Regions from separate parts of the Homo sapiens genome. Here region 1 is linked to region 2. Evidence: read pairs that join two places in POLR2A ChIA-PET (ENCODE). Cell type or tissue: Panc1. All regions are shown on one strand. Links, peaks and the distances in the headings refer to the core of each region. The heading gives the core; the rest is flanking DNA.

Region 1 (8,000 bases), core at 1-8,000, 120 kb after region 2:
CTTGTGCTTCAGCCTCCCGGGTAGCTGGGATAACAGGTGTGCATCATGCCCGGCTAATTTTTGTATTTTTAGTAGAGATGGGGTTTCGCCATCTTGGCCAGGCTGGTCTCGAACTCCTGGCCTCTTGAGATCTGCCCACTTTGGCCTCCCAAAGTGTTGAGATTATAGGCATGAGCCACTGCGCCCAGACTCTCTTGGTTTCTTATATGTTCAAAAATATAGTGAGTTGCTTTCTGAAAATTTCCGCCTTTTTTCCCTCTCTCTCTTTTATTTGGACCTTCTCTTTGCTTTGTTTCTATTCATCTTAACCTTCTCCATTCTGATTCAGCTACCAGCAATTTCTCTTCAATATAGGGTCCTGCCTTGGAAGGGGACACCTGACTGGTCAGTTTTGAGAAATCACGGGGGCTAGCATCCCCTTCAGAGCTCACCATGGGCTGGGTCACTGCAGTCACTAGTTTCAGCAGGTGAAAACCCTGTAAACTTCAGCTTCTCCTCTCACATGGGCCAGCACACTTTGCAGTGCAAACCTGCTGACTAGCTTTTGGTTCTTCCTCTCAGGTCCATTCCTTCCCGCTGCGTTCTCCTGCACAGGTGCAGATAATTGCACGTCTTGCAGCTGTCAGTGGTTTGCTGTCACCCAATTTGTATTTTGGAATCTGTGGGGATACCTTGCAAACTAGCTTTGTTGTAAGTGTTGTTTATAGCTTTCTGGTTTTGCTACCTAGTTGCTCTGTTTTTATGTGACGATTTGGGAAGATCTGAAAACTGTGCAGCCTTTGTGGCTGCCATTTCCCTGAAATTCTTTCCATAGTTTTTTATACATACATGTGTTAAAAATCATGTAGATAATATAATACATATATATGTAGCTAGCATGTGTATATACCATCTACACACACACATACTGATACGTGTAGATTTTTCTCTACATTAAATTATATGTTGTTGATCTGGAACTATTGGTAGCTATGTGAACTTAACCTTTTGATGATAGGGATAACAGTAGTTAAGGTTTATTAATGCCTGCTTTGGGTTACTCAACCCCAGACCTGTGTCAGCTGCCAAACCATGCTCTCAGCTACCATCCTTAACTTTTTTTTTTGAGACAGAGTCTCATTCTGTTGCCCAGGCTGGAGTGCAGTGGTGCCATCTCGGCTCACTGCAACCTCTGCCTCTTGGGTTCAAGCGATTGTCCTGCCTCAGCCTCCCAAGTAGCTGGACTACAGGCACAAGCCACCAAGCCCAGCTAATTTTTTTATTTTTAGTAGAGATAGGGTTTTGCCATGTTGGCCAGGGTAGTCTCGAACTCCTGGCCTCAAGCGATCTACCCGCTTCGGCCTCCCAAAGTGCTGAGATTACAGGTATGAGCCACTGCACCCACTCAGTATGAAGATTCTTAACCAATAATGTATATCAGAATAGAAGTACAGATCTATAGGACTGGGTGGATCAAGTTGCACGTGAAGCAATATATCCACTGATTATTTATTTGCTATTTTTATTGTTATTAATTTTGCTTAGGGCACTTTGGGTTAGGCATTCTGTCTCTGGCAACCTAAAGAATTATAACGAATACAATGGATGACTGTCATGCACCCCTAGTTGAGGCTTCTGGATGGAGCCTCCCTCCCGGAACACATGCTGGCCACACTGAACTCTCCTTTTCCTATGAGACTCTCTGTTTCTCTAGGGCCTAGCCAAACACTCCTCACATCTTCTTGCCATCGTCCCCTTCTATTTCACACAATTTCCAACATGAAGCCTGTAGCCTACACATGCTTCTGCTCCATGCTCCTGCCACGTGGTTTGGCAGGACAGACTGTGGCACACCAACCCACCTTTCATAAAGGTGGCCCAGCTCTGCTGGGGATGGAGGGAAAGAGGAATGAGCTCTTCCCTTCACATACCAGTAATGTCATTCCTTCCTCCCCCGGGGGGCCCCATGGCTGTCACGAGCAGCATGTCCACGATGTCCAGCCTGGTTGTGTCTTTTTTGTCAAACCAGTAACCATGGTCAATCCACTGCCTCAGGAGCTCGATGGGTGGCTGGGCCCCATACACCTCTTTGGCTGGCATGTTGAGGTCATCTGGGGAAAGAAACCACAGATACAGCCATTGCAAGTTCATGGCATCTTCTGCTCTTACAGAGGTAACAGATGGCAATTCCCCTGTAGGGGAATCTGTTCCCAGGTTTCCATTCCCCATTCCAGTTAGGGCTTAGTCAATGGATGCCCTGACCAGATTGGAAGGGGTTTTCCTGAGTTCTGGGCTCTCCTGCCTCATTGAGATCTCTGTCCACGTGACTATAAGGATGCATAGACTGACATTAACAAACTGGCTTGGCCGGGCATGGTGGCTCATGCCTATAATCCCAGCACTGTGGGAGGCCGAGGCAGGCAGATTGCTTGAGCTCAGGAGTTCGAGACCAGCCTGTGCAACATGGCGAAACCCTGTCTCCATAAAAAAAAAAAAAAAAAAAAAAAATTAGTCAGGCATGGTGGCTTATGTCTGTGGTCCCATACTCAGGAGGCTAAGATGAAAGGATTGTTTGAGCCTCGGAGGCAGAGGTTGCAGTGAGCCAAGATTGTGCCACTGCACTCCATCCAGCCTGGGCAACAGAGTGAGACCCTGCCTCAAAAAGAAAATAGAAAAGACGAGAAAAACAAAAAGAAAACAGGCATTTAATTTTTTCCCATTTCTGTCAAGCAAAATAGATTGTCTACTATGTGCTAGACATTTTGTTAATTCCTCCCCATATGATGGCAACAGTCAAGCTCCCAGCAAATAGAGTATTTAATTTGACCAGCAGGTAATAGTTGAACTTCAATGGGAGCAACAGATGATGAGACCCTAGGCCTTGAGCTGGAGTTTTTTGTTTGTTTGTTTTGTTTTTGTTTTTGAGACAGTCTTGCTCTGTCACCCAGGCTGGAGTGCAGAGGTGTGATCTCAGCTCACTGCAACTTTGTCTCCCAGGTTCAAGTGGTCCTCCTGCCTCAGCCTCCAAGTAGCTGCGACTACAGGTGTGCACCACCACGCCCAGCTAATTTTTGTATTTTTAGTAGAGACGGGGTTTCACCATGTTGGCCTGGCTGGTCTCAAACTCCTGACCTCAGGTGATCCACCTGCCTCAGCCTCCCAAAATGCTGGGATTACAGGCGTGAGCCACCACACCCAGCCTGAGCTGGGGTTTTTGATGAGAAAACCAAAATGACAAGAATATATTAAGACTTCCCGAAGGGCAGGGACTCATTTTCCCCAGTAGTATATTACTCAGTCCTGGCACATCAGAGGCACTCAATGAAATGGGGGCTCTTCGAGATCGCACCACTGCACTCCAGCCTGGGGGACAAAGCAAGACTCCGTCTCAAAAAAAAAAAAAAAAAAAAAAGGGGGGGGCTCCTTTAGTTTTTCTTCAACAAACAATTGTTTGAATGCCCAGTTTGTGTGGGGTAACATTTTAGGAGCTTTATATACATTATCTCATATAATCCGATAATAACTTTATAAGGAAGATAGTATTAACTCTATGTTAAAGATGAGGAACTGAGGGTCAGGGACGTTAACTCACAATATACCTAGGGTTAAAAAGTAAGCTTTGAAGTTGGGCATGGTGGTTCACACCTGTAATCCCAACACTTTGGGAGGCCAAGGCGGGAAGATCACTTGAGGCCAGGAGTTCGACCACCTGGGTAACAAAGCAAGACCCCCGTCTCTACAAAGAATGGAAAAATTAGCCAAGAGTGGTGGCATGTGCCTGTAGTCCCAGCTTCTTGGGAGGCTGAGGTAGTAGGATCACTTGGGCCCAGGAGTTGGAGGCTGCAGTGAGCTGTGATTGTGCCACTGCACTCCAGCCTGGGTAACAGAGTGAGACATTCTCTCTCTCAAAAAAGTAAGATTTGAAACCAGATCTGTTTGGCTGCAAAGCTTACCCTGTTTTTGAATATACCATAAAAATAGGGAGGGAGAGCAAGATGGAGAAAAGGAGAAAAAGAGGAAGAGAAAAGGAATGTAAAATAAAATAGGACCCCTGCCTCTGAGGGGCTGTTAGTTGGCAAGGACATGAACTCAGGCAATATTTCCTCTGAATACATGAGTTTTAAAGGCATATCCTGAAATAATCCAGAAGTGTGGGGCATTACTATTGCTAGATGAGAACGCTACGTGTCAACAGCAAGATAGTGGAAAATATAATGTATTTGGCACCAAAAAGCCTGGGTCTGGGTCACAGCTCCAGAATGTTCTAGATATTTGATCTCAAACAGGAAATTTAACCTTCTGGAGCCTCAATGCACTGACTAGTAAAATGACAATGATGGTTAATAAGCTCACAGGGTTGTGGGGCTCAAGTGACCGAAGTGAGGAAACGCTTTGTAAATAGTTACAGTCCTGGGAAAATTCACTGTGCTTATTTCACAAATGTTTGGCAAGTATTAGGTTCCTCCATTTAGTGATAACACATTTATCTGACAGAAAATGGAATAAGGGGTTTATCACAAGGTGTGTGTTGCTTTTGGAAATGCCAGCGGGCAAACAGCACAGCCCCCTTCTGAAATTACTACTTCCACTACAAGGAAGAGAGGAAGGAAAGAAAGAAGGAAGGAAGGAGAAAAGGAGGAAAGAAGGAAGGAAGGAGAAAAGGAGGGAAGAAGGAAAGGAGGGAGGGAGGGAGGGAAGGAGGAAGGAGAAAAAGAAGAGGAGAGAATGAATACTAAGCTATATTAACTGGAAATATTTGATCTCCCAGGGAGAGTAAAGGTATGTACAGTGGCACCACAAGCAGAAGCTATAGTTTGCTGCAGCTTATGGTGGAAGAATCTGGTTGTGTCCAGACCCAGCCCAATGCCTTACCCACAAACACCACTGCTTTCTTCCCTATGGGAGGCCCGAAAAGGCCCTTCCGTCGTCGATCCAGCTTGGACATGATGATATCCTGGGTCTGATTGGCTGAGGTTCTGGCAGAGAAATTGATGCAGTTGGGTAGGTACGTATTTTTGGGAAGGTGGAGAAGGAAGTTGTTGGTGATGGCTGATTTGCCAGTGCCTGTGGGACCCACGAACAGCATTGGAATCTCATGGTCTAAGTAGGTTTTCAAGAAGAAGGACTGCCGGGCTGTCTCCATTGTGGGGATGATGAGTTCTGAGACCTGTACCACACAGACATGGGAGAGTCTCGGTTGTGGGCCCAGGAAGCTGGAGGTCTTGGCATTCAAGAGACCTGGGTTTACATTCTAGCTCCATCCCTTACTATCTTTATGACCTTAGGCGAGTCTTTAACCTCTCCATGGGCCTCAGTTTCTTCATCTGTGAAAAGGGGATAATAATGGCACCTAATTCACAGAGCTGGCTTGAGGATTAAACAAGATCATGCATGTAAAGTTGGGCATTACTGTCTGTGTGTTGTAGATGAGAAGACTGGGTCGAGAGCCTTTCTGCAACCTGCTCAAGTAACACAGCAAGTAAGTGAAAATGCAGGGATTTGAATACCAGCTTGTCTGATTCCAAAGTCTACAGTCTTCACTACTGAATGGTCATATTATAAACAGTTGTGGTAAGGATCAGTCCATAGCTGCTGTGCTCCTAGAGCATTGCTCTGAACCAACTTGTCTCCCTTGTCCCAGGCAAGGTCTACCTCCCCTATGCCATCATCACTGCCTGGCTCAGAGGGCTTAAGTGTGATCCTGAATCCCCATGATCTGTGCTTGTTTCTGATCTATTTTTTACAACACTCACATTCTTGGTTCTAAGACCCACCCTTACTAATCCCATGCCTTTTCCAATATGGGGATTGTATTAATACACACTTTTCCTGGTATTCAGGTCCCAGTTGGACTCTTAAGGCCGGGTCTCGGGCTCCTGGAATCCCTATTTGGACAGGGCACCTGACCTTGGCTTGGATTCTCTGAGTTTGAACCCTGTCATCAGCCATTTGGCTACATTTTGTCCCTCTATGGGGGAAGATGATTATATCATACACTGAAGTCTCCTTCTATGTCTAGGCTGAAAGGGACTAGACCTTGGGGCCACTGTGTTGTACAACTACAGAGAGTACCATTCACACCATGGATCATGTCAATGGTGCCTTCTAAAGCAAAACTGGACCGTGATGCAAATAGCGCCACCTAGGTCTGTGCGACATAATGGCCCTATGTATACTGGTAGAAAAAGGCTCAGCTTCTTTCTACAAGCAATTTGATCAAAGGAAAAGAAACAGATGAGACAAGGGAATTAAAGTTGAGAAGAAGAGAAGTAACAGGTGCTTAAGTATGGGTGTTTTGCCTGTATTACCCCCTACAGTCTTCCCAGTAACCTTCTAAGGCAGGTATGTAATAACACAGATGAAATAAATGAGGCTCGAAGAAACTGGCTAACTTATCCAAAGCCATATAGCCAGCAAGTGAGGCTAAATGCAGAACTAGGTTCAAGATGCGTATTTTGCTACTAAGACTGGGAGTTTAAAGCAAGTTGGGTTTCATAGATGTTTATTTTCAGGAACTAGGACAATTGTTTGACAAGGGAAAAATCTCCAGAACTGAAGATATTTTCTTCATTGGACTCTTTTACTTGTGTTAATTCAGCAAGATTGCAAATCCCTGGAGCTCAAGTGACTAAGCTCTTTTTGGAGAATTAAAGTTTAGGACCTCAGTGCTGGGGGTTGCTTTACAACACTCAGCCCCCAAGGTGTGTCCTGAAGTCAGCACACATTCACCCTGCTTGACACATCCTTACACATACAGCTGTGGTCCTGCGTGGTGTCTGACTTGGTTGTCAATATCTGTACTTTCTCCACCACCTACCACTCCACCCAGGGCCTGAACAATCTCCAGTCACTTCAGAAAGATAAACTATGCCCACTAGATTCTACTAACAGGGACATAAAAGCTCTCTGAAAAAATGTTCCACAAGGATTGAAAAGAGCAGGAGTTGTAGGTGTATCATTTTCTAATCAGAAAACTTATTAATCAAAACCTACTTTTCAGAGAATTCTGATCAAGAAAATCTTTCTCTGAGGATTCAAAGAATCCTTTTTTGCTGAGATAACTGAGAAGCACACTGATGACTATCTGGTGTTGTTATTATTATTATTATTATTATTATTATTATTTTGAGACAGAGTTTTGCTCTTGTCACCCAGGCTGAAGTGCAATGGCGCGATCTCGGCTCACTGAAATCTCTGCCTCTGGAGTTCAAGCGATTCTCCTGCCTCAGCCTCCCAAGTAGCTGGGATTACAGGCATGCGCCACCACGCCCAGCTAATTTTGTATTTTTAGTAGAGATGCGGTTTCACCATGTTGGCCAGGCTGGTCTTGCACTCCTGACCTCAGGTGATCCTCCTGCCCTGGCCTCCCAAAGTGCTGGGATTACAGATGTGAGCCACTGCGCCTGGCCAGTACCTGGTATTACTGATAACGACAATAATCAGAATAGCAACAAACACTGATGTAGCCCCTAGCATGTGCCATGTGTTCATGTATAACACCTCCAACCTCTGCAACCATAAATGTTCCCCCCACCGCCATTTTTTGGTTGAGTAAATTGAAGCTGAGAAAGGATGCTGTGTCTCTCTGATTCTAAAGCCCATGTTTTTGAAGGTCCACTGCAGCTCATGTTTAAATATTTTTCTAAAGAAAGCCCTTAAAACTCCTCGCAAAGACTGTTAATTCTTCCACCTGAGAGAATATTTGGATGATTCTGGAAACCAAAGTTCCATGGCCAATGATTCTCTTTATACCTTTGCACCAGCTGGAACTTTTTCCTCCTCTTTGGTGATATACTGTGTCCACGTTTCCCAATGTCCACTAGCTTGTTTGATAAAATAAAAATCATAGATGCTTCCTGGACCCAAAGAAACAAAACAGATCATTAGCACATGAAGGCTTTACTTGCCTCCCATATTTGAGGATTTTAAGTCCCTCAGTTATCAGCATATGAAAATGTGTAACTACCAGTACTGGCATAGTTGTGGTGAAACTTATACATTGCTGGAAAGTGTATAAACTG
Region 2 (16,899 bases), core at 4,812-12,811:
TTTCTACAGCTGCCAGGGGCTGAGGCGGTTGTACTGGCACAGCCATCCTCCGGAGAGTCTCAAGGACCACAGGAGCCCCTTGATCCCACCTGGGAGCAAGACTCTGAATGACCTGAGAAAAAGACGGAATATGGCTGGTGTCCATTTGTAAACTACTTCCTAGAAAGTAAATGTGCAAAAATAACAAGGAAGACTGAGGGAACACTTTAAATGCACAGTTGCTGCTGCCACTTCCAACTTAAGACTTCAAAGATCACCTTTGGAGATTAGGTCTTACCCAGAGCTACTTGGGAGGGAAAGTTGATCCCTCTGCCAAAGCAAACGAGACCCGTCTGCTTCTATTTTCCAGCTTTTAAAAGACTTTTTGTCCTAAAATGTACAGCAGCAACAAGCAACAGCAGTTCCAGTTAGGGTTGGGGAGGAACCCATGACTTTTTACATCAACCAATCTCAAAAGTGCAAAAGAAAAGAGGGAGGAAGGAAGGGAGAAAGGGGGTAGGGAGGACAGAGAAAACTTTTAAAAAAGAAAACTGGCTATGTTTCTATAAAAATCATCTTAGGTCACATGACTAAGACCAGCCAGTTTAGCATAAAGTCATTTCTTTTTGAAAGTGTTCTCAATGTCCCTCGCATTGCACCCTTTGAATTCACTACTAAGAATATATGTCCAGTTGAGGCCTCAGGACTGAAGCCAGTGTGGGCTGGCTAGAACAAATGCCTACTTGCCAAATACAGCCAAGCCAACACACGCACATACTATAAAGTTTCCAAATACCAAATAATGAACCATTTTTTTGGTCTCTGGGCTTCCAAACTGAGCTACATGTTTAATCCCACATAACTCAAAATAACCAAAAAAGGGCTATATCATTTCACTGACCCATACTTGAAATATTTTTTGCTGTCACTATTGATCTGGGCATTTCTAACTACCCACTTATGTGCAAGGGGGAGCATCATAAATGGGCACCAAATTTCTAGGTCATTCTTTGTTTTCACACCAGCTTTTCCAGTGACTTTCCCTGTTTAAAACCAGAAAGCCATCCTGGATTTGTACTGAACCTTAACTCTAATAAAAACGGCATGCCTGCTGCACTCTTCATCTCCGTTATAAGCTTGCAGCTTGTTTTATTCCTTAGGATGGAGCCTCAGTAGAGCCCACTGAAAGTAAACCACTGATTAGCACTAATACCCTCCTTCCAGTCAGCATATGGTTATCAGCCACCCTGGAGGTTTACCTGATTGTAGCTGATTAGTCCTCAAAACACCCAATTACCACATCAACTGCTCATTTTTCAATCACCTTCTGAGAACTTGGGAGTCAGCAACTCACTGAAAATTAGTGAACTGGAGATAAGGTTAGATTTTTGCATCTAAGTAAAAGGCAAGAAAGGAAATTATGAAATGAGTCCAAAGACGACGAAGGAACACAACATACAGATGATAAATGACTGCATCCAAATGTCTTAAAGGGCACCTGGATGACCACAAATGTAGATATGTGGTTTCGGGAGCCAAAGGCCTCTAAGTAGGCCTCAGGTTCACCACGTGGTAACCAATCAACCTCTTAATGTTTGCTAATTCTTAAAAAAAAAAAAAAAAATCTAAATCCATTAAGACCACATTTATCAGCTTTTTCCCCACGATGGAGGTTGACTGCTAATGCATAGCAGACAGGAAGAGGAAGAGGGACAGAAAAGATCCACACAATAAAAGAATTCCTGCTTTCAACCACATCAGTAACCTGGTCAGAAAAGTGAGGTCACTAGACTCTCTTTCCTGCTGGCAAATTCAAAAGTATTACATAATTATTTTGTGAAGTTTAGAAAGTACAGAGAGGCATAAAGAAAAAAAAAGCCAATCACTAATTTCACCACCTACGGTTAATATTTTGGAGTATATCCTTTCAGTCTTGCTTCACTGCGAATCACATCAAAAAGGCTAACCAGGCTAGGCGCAGTGGCTCACGCCTGCAATCCCAGCACTTTGGGAGGCCAAGGCAGGTGGATCACGAGGTCAGGAGTTCAAGACCAGCCTGGCCAACATGGTGAAACCCCGTCTCTACTAAAAATACAAAAATTAGCTGGGCATGGTGGCACATGCCTGTAATCCCAGCTACTTGGGAACCTGAGGCAGGAGAACTGCTTGAAGTGGGACCTGGGAGGCAGAGGTAGCAGTGAGGAAGACTGTGCCACTGCACTCCAGCCTGGGCTACAGAGCGAGACTCTGTCTCAAAAAAAAAAAAAAAAACAACTAACCAATCCAATGATCCAGTGATTCTGGCTCCAGGGATTTTAAGGAAGTGTTTTTAAATGATGGGGGAATGGGGAGAAAAGCAGCTTAATCCTAAAGACATCTTTCACTTATATCTAAATTTCCTCAATTTATTCTTTCAAAAGAAGATCAACTTCCTCCTCACACTCCCTCCAAGGAAAAGAAGAGGACAAAGATGATGACCATCTTAAGGTCTAATGAGTAACAGTCCCCTTATCAAAGGTTTAACATCAGGGGTAGAAGGGTCTGGCCCATGGATTGAGTGATTCACATTCCCAGGGAGCAAGAGGCTCATTCAAAAGAGAAATGTGGAATGCCTGGAAATGGTCAATGGGCTGGATTTAGTGTGAAGACTAACATGGGCTGTCAAGCTGCAGACTGGGTCAAAGGACAGATTTGTAGCAGACGTGTCTGCCTTCCCAGCATCCAGGCTCTTCATCAGGTGATTACCCAATTTTCACCAGCAGATCCTTTTCCCTCGCTCTCGGCCATATGGCTGGGTGGGGTTCATAAAGAACTATGGGACTCAGCCCCACCAAGGCCTCACATGCCCCTGGCTTTAATGACTGGACCCAGGATATGCCCATGACAAGCCAGCCAGACAGAATCTCAACCCTGAAAATACAGGAGGCTGGAGATGCTACCAGAAAGAGCTACCAGAGAAAATAAGAATGCCTAGGGGGTCACTGTGAGGATTAAATGGTCCCTGTTTATCACATGGGGCTCAGCTCAAATGCATGTAGAACCCAAAAATGAAATCACCAAGTGGAAAGCAGTATGAAGAGACAAAGGGAAACTGAATTTTGAAGGCATTATTTACACCCTGAATCCAACTGTTCCTAGAGTCAAGATCAAAGCCTGAACTTCACAGGTGTGAGCCAACAAACTCTCCTTTGCATAAGTTAGATATCAGGTTTTCTATCACAACTGAAAGAGTCCCTACCAAGACACAGCTATGTCACTCAGATCTCTTCTATTCAGAGAGCAAAGAGAGAGAAGATCTAATTGCCAGATGTTCTGATTCATGGTTCAGAACCAACTGACTAGGCCACAATTTCTAGTCGAATATATCATAGGACCCTTAGCTGAACAACAGGACCAATGATCCCAAGTTCATGAAAGCTGTCAAATTCCATTATAACTACGTGGACCAGTAGGATGCTATTTAAAAGATGGTATGACTAACTGGCTACAAGAATCTTTCCAATTGCAATTTTTACACCGTTAGACCTCCTTCAAGTAGATATGCCACAGAATACTTCAGGAGCTTTATTCTATTGTGTACATATTTGCTGTCATCATCTTGTTCCCAAAGAGGAACCCCGTCCCAGCATTCAGACACCATGTGAAAGGCTGAAAGCAAAAATCTCTCAGAAGTCTTTCTCTGTACAATAACATGATCAACCTTCCAGCTGAAACAGGTATTTGATCTAAACCATATCCCATGAAACTGAAAGCCCAAATCTAACCTGAACTTGGCTACCCTCTTGGTTTCAATTCCTATCACTGAGACAATTTCTCTTTGATTTTACATGCCGAAGAGCCTATTAAGAAAGTGTTTAAGTTTCAAAGACTGACAGGAAATGCTCATGTTTGCACATCTTTATTTGAATACGTTCTCTGCAGGTTGAAACTTGAGGCCCCAAGGTTTAGGCTTTGATTTTTTTTTTTAAGTTACTTATTTTCACAAATGCTCATGTAGCATGAGGCCCCAGAGTACATTAACATGTGCAAAGATAAGCAGGTAATTAAAAATGGAGCTCTATACCTGTTGGAAGGCACTGTGGTACTGCAAGCTTTGCAAAGTAAGACATCTGATGATTCGTTCCTGCCCACTTCCCACCCACATGACCTGCCAAAATTGCTGCCACCTAATGGCCACCACAATGCTGTCTATTAAAACCCTGCCCTAGCAGCTATGCCCTATTTTAAGAAACAACATAAAAAATTTATAAAATAAAGCAGCAGCACCATAAGTTCTTTCAGTCATCAATAAGTCTGAAGACTCAAAGACAACTATGGCCCCAGAATAAACTGCGTGCGCTCATGCACACACACACACACACACACACACACACACACACACACACACACAAATGTTGCATCCAACAATAGGGGGTCCATGAAATTACATGCAACTTTTCTGAATTGCGTTCAGTGTCTTGACTGTTCTGCAACCAACATTCAATTCTCTCACTCAAAAACCAGTTGCACAGATATTGCAGCTCCTTCAGCTGCTCCAGTATAGTCATGTGCCTTCCAGGAGGGAAAGTACATGCATTGGATGCAAAATGACTAGGTTTGTACAGCCCAGCTCTACCAACTCTCTAGCTCACACTTAACCATATTCCATCTCAGTCTTCTCAGTTGAAAACGGGAACTAAAACAAATCACTGTGAACTAAATGACTATATGCAGAAGAATAAAACTAGATCCCCTCTCTCACACTATATACAAAAATCAAATCAAAGTGGATTGAAGATTTAAATATAAGACATGAAACTATGAAACTACTAGAAGAAAACACTGGGGAAATGATCTAGGACACTGGTCTGGGCAAAGATTTTTTGTGTAAGACCTTAAAAGCACAGGCAACCAAAGCAAAAAGAGACAAATGGGGTTATATCAAGCTAAAAAGCTTCTACACAGCAAAGTAAACAATCAACAATGTGAAGAGACAATCCACAGAATGGGAAAAAAAATCTGCAAACTATCCATCTGACGAGGGATTAACAGCCAGAATATATAAGGAGCTCAAACAACTTAATAGCAAAATAATAATAATAATAATCTGATTTTTATTTTATTTATTTATTTTTTTTGAGACAGAGTCTCACTCTGTCACCCACGCTGGAGTGCAGTGGCATGATCTCGGCTCACTGCAACCAATCACCTCCGAGGTTCAAGTGATTCTCTTGCCTTAGCCTCTCGAGTAGCTGGGATTACAGGCGCATGCCACCAGGCCCAGCTCATTTTTGTATTTTCAGTAGAGACAGTGTTTCACCATGTTGGCCAGGCTGGTCTCAAACTCCTGACCTCAGGTGATCCGCCTGCCTCAGCCTCCCAAAGTGCTGGGATTACAGGCTCGAGCCACTGTGCCCGACTCTAATCTGATTTTTAAATGGGCAAAAGATCTGAATAGATGTTTCTCAAAAGGAGACATGAAAATAGCCAGCAGGTATACGAAAAAATGCTCAACATCACTAATCATCACAGAAATGTAAATAAAAGCCACAACGAAATATTATCTCACCCCAGTTAAAATGGTTATGAAAAAAAAAAAAAACAGAATAATGAATGGCAAGGATGTGGAAAAATGGGAACCCTCGTATACTGTTGGTGGAAATGTTAATGAGTATAGCCACTATGGAAAACAGTATAAAGGGCCCTCAAAAAACTGAAAATAGAACTACTGTATGATCCAGCAATTGCACTACTAGGTATATGTGCAAAGGAAAGAAAATCAATATACTGGAGAGATCTGCACTCCCATGTTTATTGTAGCATTATTCACAATAGCCAAAATATGGAATCCACCTGAGTGCCCATCCATGGATGAATGGATAAAGAAAATGTGGTACATATACACAATGGAATATTATTCAGCCATAAAAAAGTATGAAACCCTGTCATAGGCAACACGGTTGGAACTAGAGGTCATTACGTTAAGTGAAATAAACCAAGCACAGAAAGACAAATAGCACATGTTCTCACTCATGTGTGAGCTAAAAAAGTGGATCTCAGGAAGAGAGAGACAGTTATCTTCTCTAGGTAGTTACCAGAGGCAGGGAAGGGGAGCGGGAGGGGAGATGAAAAGAAGTGGGTTAGTGGGTACAAACAGAAGTAAGACCTAGCGTTGGAAAAATCAGTAGGGTGACTCCAGTCAACAATAATCTAATGTACATTTCAAAATAGGTGGAAGAGAATAATTTAAATGATCCCGGCATAAAGAAAAGATAAATATTTAAGGTGATATAATATCCCAATTACCCTGATTTGATTTTTACACATAATGTGAATGTATCATATTATCACATGTCTCAAAACTACATATATTATTTATCAATTAACAAAAAAATGGGACTGAGTTCTGCGATGAAAAAAAAAAGGTCACGGTGAAGAATAAATGGCTGCTTCATATGAGATGGGTCTCAGTTCACGTGCTGACATGTGTTCCATGTTCAACCAATCCAAATGCCACTTCCCTCTAATTCAGCACAACGCTGTTTTACTTCTTCACGGCACTTACAACTCTGTGAAATTCTAATTTGCTGACTTATTTATTGCCTGCTCCCTCTAATAGCAGGCATTTTACCTGCCTTATTCGCCACTTTACCCTGTGCACCTAGGCTATGTGGCACATGGCACATTGATAAGTATCTGTAGAAGGAATAATAGTCACTGATACTGAGCACATGCTCTGTACAAGGCTTTATTGCTTTAAATATATTAACTCGTGATTGAATAAATGCTGAATCTGAGATGTTTAGCACTTTCTCACACACAATTAATACTCAATAAATGGTAGCTATTTATACCAATTCAAATTATAGGATGATGTCAACAAACACTCAACAGGAAAGAGTAAAGGGAGTTGAGTCCTAAGAATGCAGAACTCAATTCAGTTCTCAAGAGCTGATTTTTTCTTTTTAGAGACAGGATCTGGCTCTGTTGCCAGCCCAGAGTGCAGTGGTGCAATCATAACTCACTGTTAACTTCAAACTTCTGGGCTTAAACGATCCTCCCACCTTAGCCTCCCAAAGCAGCTAAGACTACAGGCACATGGTGCCACACCCAGCTACTTTTTTCATTTTTATTTTTGTACAGACAGGGTCTTGCTATGTTGCCCAGGCTGGTCTCGAACTCCTGGGCTCAAGCAATCCTTCTGCCTCAGTCTCCCAAAGCACTTGGTTTATGGGTGTGAGCACTGGGCCCAGCCCTGATTCTTAAGGTCTATTTTTTCTTGGACTCCCCCCATTCGAAGCACCCACTACCTTCAGAGAGGAAAGAGAGGAGAGGATTATCTTATTACTCCAATTATTCTTTACCTTATGAGTTTCTCAGATAATGTGATACAAACACAGCTTCTCAGCCAGCAGTACACAGGTCCATCTCTCCTCACTTCACAAGCTAATTTTCACCTCAAATACAGCAAAAGCCAGAATATGAAGCTGACATAGGGAGATGTTCAACCTGTCATGTCTCTTTTTGACCTGTACCTCAGGATCTTAGAAAAAATTCACATTAATGGAAATCACTTCTGCCTCTCTTTTCAGTCAGGGTGTTATGTCCAAGGGTTTACTGAAGCCACAGCCATGCACTGCACTCTAGGAAGACCAAGGGGCTCACCAACTGGGAACACTCCAGTGAAAAGCCTCAGGCTGCTGGTCTGAACTGCATCTTCCCCACCTCAACAAATAAAGGCATCATATTTAAGGTGTCTAGAGATGCAGGAGCAACAGCCAGCAGCTTTTTTGAATACTGCATACTACTTGCTTTAAATACGAATTCAACTGCTTAAAACACAAGGACTCATGGCCAGTGTTACACCTCTTGAGATGTTATACCACTGTTCACTTGATGACAGAGTGACTTTTAACTTGGAGGGCTGAAGCACATACCTTATCAAAGAGGGTAAGTGATACAGACAATAAAGGTCCTCCATCTCTTTACAGCCACCAGAGACAATGAACTTTGTTTCACATGACTGCGAGAAAGGCCAACAACTAAAGTCCTCAACGGGGCCCCCAAAGCCAGAGGTACTTGCTGAGAAAGCAAAGGGCAGATTCCACCTCCGCTGGCTGGCAGACCCACACATTCTGCTTAACCATGTGAAACAGCCAGCTCTTACTCTGCCCGCCCCCAGGCCCAGTTATGATATTTGGGGTAGAAAGAGAATAGCAACACCGGTGACTTTTCTAGGAGGCTGTTTTATAAAAACAGAGCTTCCAATTTTAGGCCTAAAATTGAAAAGAAAAATAGCCAGAATTAGAAGTCTGTTTTAACACAATATATTGAAAATTACAAGTTTAAACACTGGTAGCTGGAGACGGGGTATCACACTACCACATGACTTCTCAGTGAGTCATAAAAAATAGTACCGGCTTGTTTAACAGTGATCGTCCACCAGTGACAGAATTAAGAAGTCCGCTTGTGTCAAATGATGGAAAACCAAACTGATACCCCTCTTGTGTTTGTTTCAGCAGTGGCAGAACTGACACAAATGAATTGCAGCAACAATCTACAAGACAAACACTGATAAACCTTTTTTGAGGCTGGTCAAAGAGGAAATGTTTGAAACCCTGAATATGACTCATTTTTCAGAAGTCAGTTTAACAGGAGAAAAAAAAATCTCTAAACTATTAATAAATCACTAACTGAAATATTTCTGGATTGCTAACATCCAATCTTGATTAGCATACCTTTGTGTCAAAGCAAAAGCCAAATGCAGGCATTTAACAAGTCACTACCCTTTCAGTTAGGAGAATCGCTCTGGTGGAACTAGATGAGAACAACAAAAATTAATCTTCAGGCATAGATGGATACTGTCATGATAATAAGATAATAAAGACCTCCCCAAAGGATTTCTGGGTATCATAAATTATATAACAAATCCACTTCTGCCAGGCAGCCAAGATTAACTCCTATTCACCCAGGTTATGACTCGGTATTGCCAATGGGCTTATTGAAGTGGAAGTCTCATTATCCACCACTGCTCAGCAAAAGGCACAGTCATCTTTCTCATTGCAAATCAATTTGCTGACACCAACTACTCACTGTAAGAGAAGTCAACCTAATAATCTTAAAAACAACTTTGACACTTGTTTCTTCCAGGCCAAAAACATATTTTAAGAACCAGAAAAGAAAATGTTCCGTAATTTCTCCCTCCCAGTAAGTCCTTAAACCGAATTTTTTAAGTGCCTAAGATGACATTTTATTATAATATACTTTATTATGTCTATCGTGCGTCCAAGGCTTAAATGCATTACACATTATTTATTCCCTTGGGACAAAAACATTCATGGCTCCCAAGCAAATAGTCAAATATAAAAAGTACATAGAAGAGAAAGGCTGTTGTCATTTTAGTGACAGCATCTTAGACTGCAAGCTCCAAGAAGACAGGGAATGTGTATGATGACACAAAAAGGGTCAACTTGGCATAATGCGAAGGCTCACACCTGCAGACCCAGCACTTTGGGAGACCAAGGCAGGAGGACTGCTTGAGCCCAGTAGTTCGAGACCAGCTTGGGCAACATAGGGAGACCCAATTTCTACAAAATCACAAATAAAAAAATTAGCCAGCCTTGGTGGTACATGTCTGTGGTCCCAGCTACTTGGGAGACTGAGATAGGAGGATCCCTTGGGCCCAGAGGGCTGAGACTGCAGTGAGCAGTGATCATGCCTGGGTACTCCAGCCAGGGTGACAGAGTAAGACCCTGTCTCAAAAAAAAAAAAAAAAAAAAAAAAACAGAAAAAAGAAAAAAGAAAAGAAAATGGCTAACTGGCATCTAAGAGATACTTTCTAAAGAATCAAATGGAAAATAAGCACCTACTATGTCCCTAGTGCACTGCACAAATCTACCTAAATGCAGAGTACTACCACTTTTACATAGTAACATCCACAAATAGTTTCCCAAGGTTTACTACGTACCAGGCATCATTCTCAAAACATTTTTACACATATCAACTAATAAAACAATCCAACTCTCCAATAATAATACCCTAGGAGATAGTAAGCAGCAGAGCCAAAATTCAGACTCTTAAATTAAGGATGCTTTTCAAAGCTATTTTTTTTTAAGCCTGAAGGTTTAAATTGCTTCTTTCAAAACAGCATACTCCGATAGAGTGGTTTTTTGTTTGCTTTGGTGTGCTAAGTCTTTGAGTCACTGAGAAATGAGAGTTTGGACTATACAAGTAGTTTTCAAACTTTAACTGCAACCTTCAGTGAGAAATATATTTTATATCCTTACCCAATGCACACATATAAAGCCATGTACAACTCAAAGAAAAGTTCCATGAATATTTAACCTTTTAAATATTTACCCAAGCCTGGGCAACACAGCGATACTCTGTCTCTACAAAAAAATTTAAAACAATTAAGTGGGTGTGATGATGTACACCTCTAGTCCCAGCTACTCAGGAGGCTGAGGGGAGAGAACTGCTTGAGCCCAGGAATTTGAGGTTACAATGACCGATGAGTGTGCCACTGCACTCCAGCCTGGGTGACAGAGCAAGATCCTGTCTCAAAATAAATAATCTACTCAATATTTACCCTTACTTCTATGATGCACTGATTTGCACTATTTGTTTTCTTTTTTTCCCATTTTGTTTTTAATTGTTGCTTATAACCCACCAATGAGATATGACCCATAGCTTGGAAATCTCAACCAAGCTTGATAAACGTTCCCTCCATCACCTTTATTGTGCCTGAAACAACGTTAGGCATTTTACAGTCATGATAGCATTTACTCTCCACAGCTACTCTCGGAGGTTCCTATGGCTATCCCTATTTTACGGATGAGGAAATAAGCTCAGAACTAAAGCAGCTTATGCAAGCCCTTAGCCTGTGACAGAGACAGAGGAAATTCACCAAACTGCTCCCCTAATTTCAAACATCCTTTCAGTTAGGTGGGGAAATGTGTTTACTTTTTTATTTTTTGAGACAGAATCTCACTCTGTCACGCGTGCTGGAGTGCAGTGGTACAATTTTGGCTCACTGCAACCTCCGCCTCCCAGGTTCAAGCGATTCTCCTACCTCAGCCTCCCAAGTAGCCAGGATTACAGGCGCATGGTACCACGCCCAGCTAATTCTTGTATTTTTAGTTGAGATGGGGTTTTGCCGTGTTGGTCAGGCTGGTCTCAAACTCCTGACCTTGTGATCTGCCCGCCTCAGCCTCCCAAAGTACTGGGATTACAGGCATGAGCCACCGTGCCCGGCCTAGTCTTATACACACTGTTACCACTGCTCAGAATCCCTCCCCATTCCTTTCTCTAGTCTTTCATGCCTTATGCTGGGATTTTACTTCCCACAGGACTCCTTCCTGACTGAGAGCCTCTCTGCCCCTGAGCACCTTCATTTATAACATTGCTATTTTTTTTTTTTTTTTTGAGATAGAGTTTCGCTTTTGTCACCCAGGCTGGAGTGCAATGGTGCAATCTCAGCTCACCAAAACCTCCACCTCCCGGGTTCAAGCAATTCTCCTGCCTCAGCCTCCCGAGTAGCTGGGATTACAGGCATGTGCCACCACACTCTGCTAATTTTGTATATATATATATATTTTTTAGTAGAGACGGGGTATCTCCATGTTGGTCAGACTGGTCTCGAACTCCTGACCTCAGGTGATCTGCCCACCTCAGCCTCCCAAAGTGCTGGGATTATAGGCGTGAGCCACCATGCCCGGCCAGCACTGCTATTTTTACAGCACTGGTTTTACAACATTTTCTAATTGTCACTATCTTATGTTCCAACCAGACAATAAAGTCCTTAAGAGCAAGATCTACAATAGGCACTAAAAATTATTGGAACAAGTAGCTGGCAACATATAAACACATTTCTTCTTCCTGAAACACGATGTGTCCAATCCTAGAGTCAGTCTTTCAGAAAAATTCAGAATACATACGCTTCACTTTGAATACAACCATGAAAGCATTACATTTTGGAGGCCAACATTTTTTAGCTTACAAAACTGGTTTTTAGTTTCAGAAGTACCCTATGAATGGTCCACATTCTGTCTGAGAATGCCAGTCTTTTGCTTATAGATTTCTAACTTAAAAATAACAGTCTGGTTCTTCTTAGGGAGAAAATATCTTGTACAGGTTGAGTATCCCTTATCCCAAATGCTTGAGACCAGAAGTGTTCTGGATTTTGAACTTCAGATTTTAGAATATTAACATTGTACTTACCAGTAGAGCATCCCTAATATGAAAATCTGAAATCTGAAATTCTTCAATGAGCATTTCCTTTGGGCCTCATGTCAGGGATCAAAAGTTCTAAATTTTGGAGCATTTCAGGTTTCAGAGTTTCAGTAACTTCAGTACTTTAAAAGTGTGTTTTTGAAAGTTTTGTTCTGGCCGGATGCGGTGGCTCACGCCTGTAATCCCAGCACTTTGGGAGGCCGAGGCGGACGGATCACGAGGTCAGGAGATCGAGACCATCCTGGCTAACACGGTGAAACCCCGTCTCTACTAAAAATACAAAACATTTAGCCGGGCATGGTGGCGGGCACCTGTAGTCCCAGCTACTAGGGAGGCTGGGGCAGGAGAATGGCATGAACCTGAGAGGCGGAGCTTGCAGTGAGCCGAGGTCGAGCCACTGCACTCCAGCCTGGGTGACAGAGCGCAACTCCATCTCAAAAAAAAAAATTTTTGTTCTGTTAAACTGCTATCATAATTGAAAATTCTTTTGCTTAAGCTGGTTGTATCAGAAGTATTAAATACTGGAGATCTTTAGAACTTTCTGTTGAGTGAATCAATTGAAGTACTGTATGAAAATAGCAAATATGCAAATCAGAAAGGGGAGGAGCTTAGGCCAAACTGTTCAGAAGGAAAGAAAAACAGGTTTCCTTCCAAATGGGGAAAAGGCAACTGGAAAGATTTTTACCTGTTGCACAACTTTTTATTATCTCTTTCTGCTAGGCCAATCAACGATTGAGAGCTGTGAACTTGGAAAAGCAAATGCTCTGATAAATTAAGCAACTCCAGCTCTTTGACTAGGAAAGTTTTAAAGTCAGAGTTAAAGATTAAGTCTTCAATTAAACATTTTTATTTTTTTACTTGAAGTTGCCATGAATATTCAAGTTTCTAACATCCTAAAAGGGCTTTATTTTAGGAGTGAAAAGATTCTGGATAAACTAAAAGGTTATTCTACCATGAGAAGACCGCGATAAGTGGTGCTGGAACATGTAAGAATGGCTTGTAAAGGTACTGACCTCTGCCACTATGTTGTACATCTTTCCTTCTGACTCTGTTATATGTTAAGTTTTTAAATGTGTGGTCTCGAATGCTCATACTTCTTATGGAGATTATACGACCATGGAGATAATCATTTGTATGACTAGGAAAGAACAGTCTTCTTTCATGTGGCTTTCATCTTTAAAAGCCCAACTGCTCAGCTACCCACAAAAGATCTTAACCAAGACAAACTGATCCAATGGCAATTTCCCAAGAAGAGAAGAAAACAAACAGCCCCACTCTAGCTTTGCAAAACTTGGTCTGCAGACCAAGGGTGAATGTCACAACTCGGCCCCTCCCCTTTCAGAATGTATCCAGACTCATCAACCATTGCCTACACATAATGACTAACTTCCATACCACAGGAAATAGGCTGTTCTAGAAACCTGACATCTACAAGTAAGGTGGTCTTATAATTGTATATCCAAGGAGTTGCTTGGTTTGAACTCAAAATCTGCTCAAAGGATGCTTGCTGCGTGTCATCAATTAGATCTTAGTGGGAAGGCAGACTTGTAATCCTGCAAAACACAGCCTTCAGTAAAAGGCTTTTTCCACCTTGCCAATGTGCCCAATGACACAGGTCACGACACCTCTCTGAGACAAGACAGTAAGAATGACAAAATCGAAATTTACAAAGTATGAGGAATTGAAGCACAGATCCCACCTCAGTTGGGGAACATTTGAGAGTTTCTCATTATGAAGTCATGTAGAAACCTTGTATTAAATAAATGAAGTTCGAGGTTGCAGGGAACCATGATTAGGCTACTGCACTCAGCCTGGGCAACAGAGTAAGACCCCATCTCAAAATAAATAAATAAAATAAATTAGGAGAATAATGTTGGGCTATATCACTGCCACCATTTTGCTTTTTTTTTTTTTTTTTGAGACGGAGTCTGGCTCTGTCACCAGGCTGGAGTACAATGGCACAATCTTGGCTCTCTGCAACCTCTGCCTCCTGGGTTCAAGCAATTCTCCTGCCTCAGCCTCCTGAGTAGCTGGGACTACGGGCACCCGCCACCATACTCGGCTAATTTTTGTATTTTTAGTAGAGACATGGTTTCACCATGTTGGCCAGGATGGTCTCCATCTCTTTACCTCGTGATTCCGCCCGCCTCAGTCTCCCAAAAGTGCTGGGATTACAGGTGTGAGCCATTGCACCCGGCATTTTGCTCTATTTTAACCTAATCTTCACTAGTAACACTTGGCACAGGGACCTATCAGACTTGGATCCATCTTTATAGCAATTTTTTAAAACTAAAATCTGAAACACTAAATAACTTATTACAAGGAGCTATACCAGATCCATGGCCCTTTACAGCGTGTTAACTCAGAACAAGATCACTTGCAAACACAGACCAATCCCCAACTGTAGATAATAAAAGATGACAGTGTAAAGATACACAGAAAATGTTTAGGGACTACAGGTAATTAAGGCTTTAAAAAAAAAAAAACATAAACTACATCTGAAAGCAGCTTTTTCGGCTTCTATTGCTTAACAGAGATTTCCATTTTATTCTGGGTTTTACTGAAAAAGCAAGTGCCTCCCACAGTAGTCTGTATCATTTCTACTACTACTCGTTTCCCTTCTCAAGACCCCACTATGTTGAATTATGAGCAATATGACAAAGTGAAATGAGATTTTAAATACTGCCTGCCTCAGTGTTTAACATCATTTTAGGGCACATATCCCACTGTCCCTTTAAAGCAGTCACCAGGAAGAAGTAATCTACAGGTCAGCTCTTGAGATGGGACAGAGCCTTGAATCCATGCACTGGCTTGGGTTCAAGAAGCAATTAGGCTTTTTCTCCCACCCCAACAGAACAAGTCAGACCCTAACTTTACTTCTAACATGGGGAGTCCCAACAGCAAACAATGAGGAACTGAGGAGCAATCCAGGTAGCCGGGAAACTGCTAAAGGTGAAAGAGTAAACAATATTATTCATTTTTTCATTGAAAAAAAAAAAAAAGGCCACCAATACTAATGGCTATGGTATTTTAAATTCTACATAACCTACTTGTGGGTATTTTTGTCACAAATGCAAAAAAAGAAATTTGTCAATTTGCTTGAGTTAGTCAAGTCTTTATTTTTTTGCCTGAGACTTCTGAAGGCAAGTCTTTAAGTCCTGAAATCGGGACCTGCTCAGCAGTGGCCATCACCACAAAGACTTCATTGAATAAGGTGTGGCGCTGCACTAGAGTTACTGAGTCTTGGAACCTACAAACTTCAGCCATTCATATCCCATCTTTACCATCCCATCTACTGTTCACCTAATATTTTTCTTAAAAGCTTCTTTAAAAACTGCATCTACTGTTAAATAAAAATGATAGAAGACCATGGTTCTGGACTAAGCTCCTGCACTAGGCTCCAAGAGACCAGACTAAAAATCAAAATGGAGTCATTCATGCCCAAACTAAGTTTGTTATCTGACCTTCCCAGAAACCAGGAGAAAGAGATAACATCCAACTTCCCAAACTCCATGTTTAAATCTTCAACTGGCACGATAATGAAGTTCCCTAGTTTTAAACCTTACACACAAACACACACAAAAGTCTGAAGTAATCTAATGTTAACTATTCAGTTATTTCTCTATTGTTCTGTTTCCCTGTCCTGCCTTACAAGAAAAGCAGCTTTAAAAGGACTGATACACTCTTTGTTCTTTGCTTCTGCTTTCTTCAGCCCTTCTGTCTATAAAGCCAACTCCTGCTTTAGCTCATCTAAACACTTATTCTATATTATGGAATGAAACATTGCCCAATTCTAGAATTGCAATACAGCCAGTTGAGATCTGGAAACTAAATTGGTTGCAATTTTGTCTTTGACATGACTTTAGTATCATCCTAAGCACTATTGTCCATGAATTCATAGGTGTGATATGATAGTTATGTTTTCATTCATACACATTAAAAAACAGAACTAGTAGGCTGGGCGCTGTGGCTCACACCTGTAATCCCAGCACTTTGGGAGGCCAAGGAGGGTGGATCGCCTGAGGTAAGGAGTTCAAGACCAGCCTGGCCAACATGGTGCAACCCTGTTACAAAAATTAGCAGGGCGTGGTGGCGGGTGCCTGTAATCCCAGCTACTCGGGAGGCTGAGGCAGGAGAATCACTTGAACCCAGGAGGCAGAGGTTGCAGTGAGCCAAGATAGCGCCACTGCACTCCAGCCTGGGAGACAGAGCAAGATTCCATCTCAAAAAGTAAGTAAATACAATAAAAAACAGAACTAGTAAATGAAAAGTATTCATCATGTGCCACCAAAAATCATCTTATGCACCATCAGCAGTAAAAAAACACATGAGTATTCATTTCAGCAACACATAAATTACAAGTGTAACCAAAGCCACACTTTGAGAAACAGTGATTTAGTCCTAAATCCTTTATGTCATAGTTAAAGAAACAGACTGAGAGGGGATGTGATCTGCCCAAGGAAAAGCAGCAATGGTGGCAGAGTCTAGACTAGAACTAAGGACTTAATCCAATGGTAGTCCCACTACAGTAGACTGTCTTGGTTCTTGAGCTACAGGAAGAATTAGAGACCTGGCCTCAGAGGAGTTCACCAACAAGTAAACTCTAAGCAGTCAGGAAGCCCTTTTGCATGTGGATCTGGGCTTTTCTCTTTATCTGAGACTCTGTCAAACATTATCTAGACTGGCTGAAATAAATCTATTTCTTTTCCC

What was found. ChIA-PET counts read pairs that join two places held together with the same protein. Peaks named below come from ENCODE experiments on the same cell type or tissue, not always from the same donor. Only the 100,000 strongest peaks of a DNase experiment are listed, where the experiment ranks them.
Region 1: POLR2A ChIA-PET joins it to region 2 with 8 read pairs; 4 of 35 experiments call an interaction of 5 or more read pairs at or near these places.

The regions. Positions count from the first base shown.
Region 1 is chr16:20,995,373-21,003,372 of GRCh38, forward strand. DNAH3 (dynein axonemal heavy chain 3) reads right to left here. Exons shown (of 62, transcript NM_001347886.2): 42 at 7,732-7,835; 43 at 4,852-5,146; 44 at 1,911-2,090. Among named protein-coding and RNA genes, the nearest start is that of LYRM1, 99 kb to the left of the region's middle. RefSeq lists a silencer at 6,066-6,125. In Panc1, for the core only: CTCF peaks have their summits at 6,096 and 6,295; a DNase peak (open chromatin) is centred at 6,159.
Region 2 is chr16:20,870,888-20,887,786 of GRCh38, forward strand. The region is part of intron 1 of DCUN1D3 (defective in cullin neddylation 1 domain containing 3); the gene reads right to left. Among named protein-coding and RNA genes, the nearest start is that of DCUN1D3, 21 kb to the right of the region's middle. RefSeq lists enhancers at 3,476-3,575, 3,826-4,045, 8,116-8,185 and a silencer at 4,692-4,771. In Panc1, for the core only: no CTCF peak of the experiment used is centred there; no DNase peak of the experiment used is centred there; H3K27ac peaks cover 743 bases.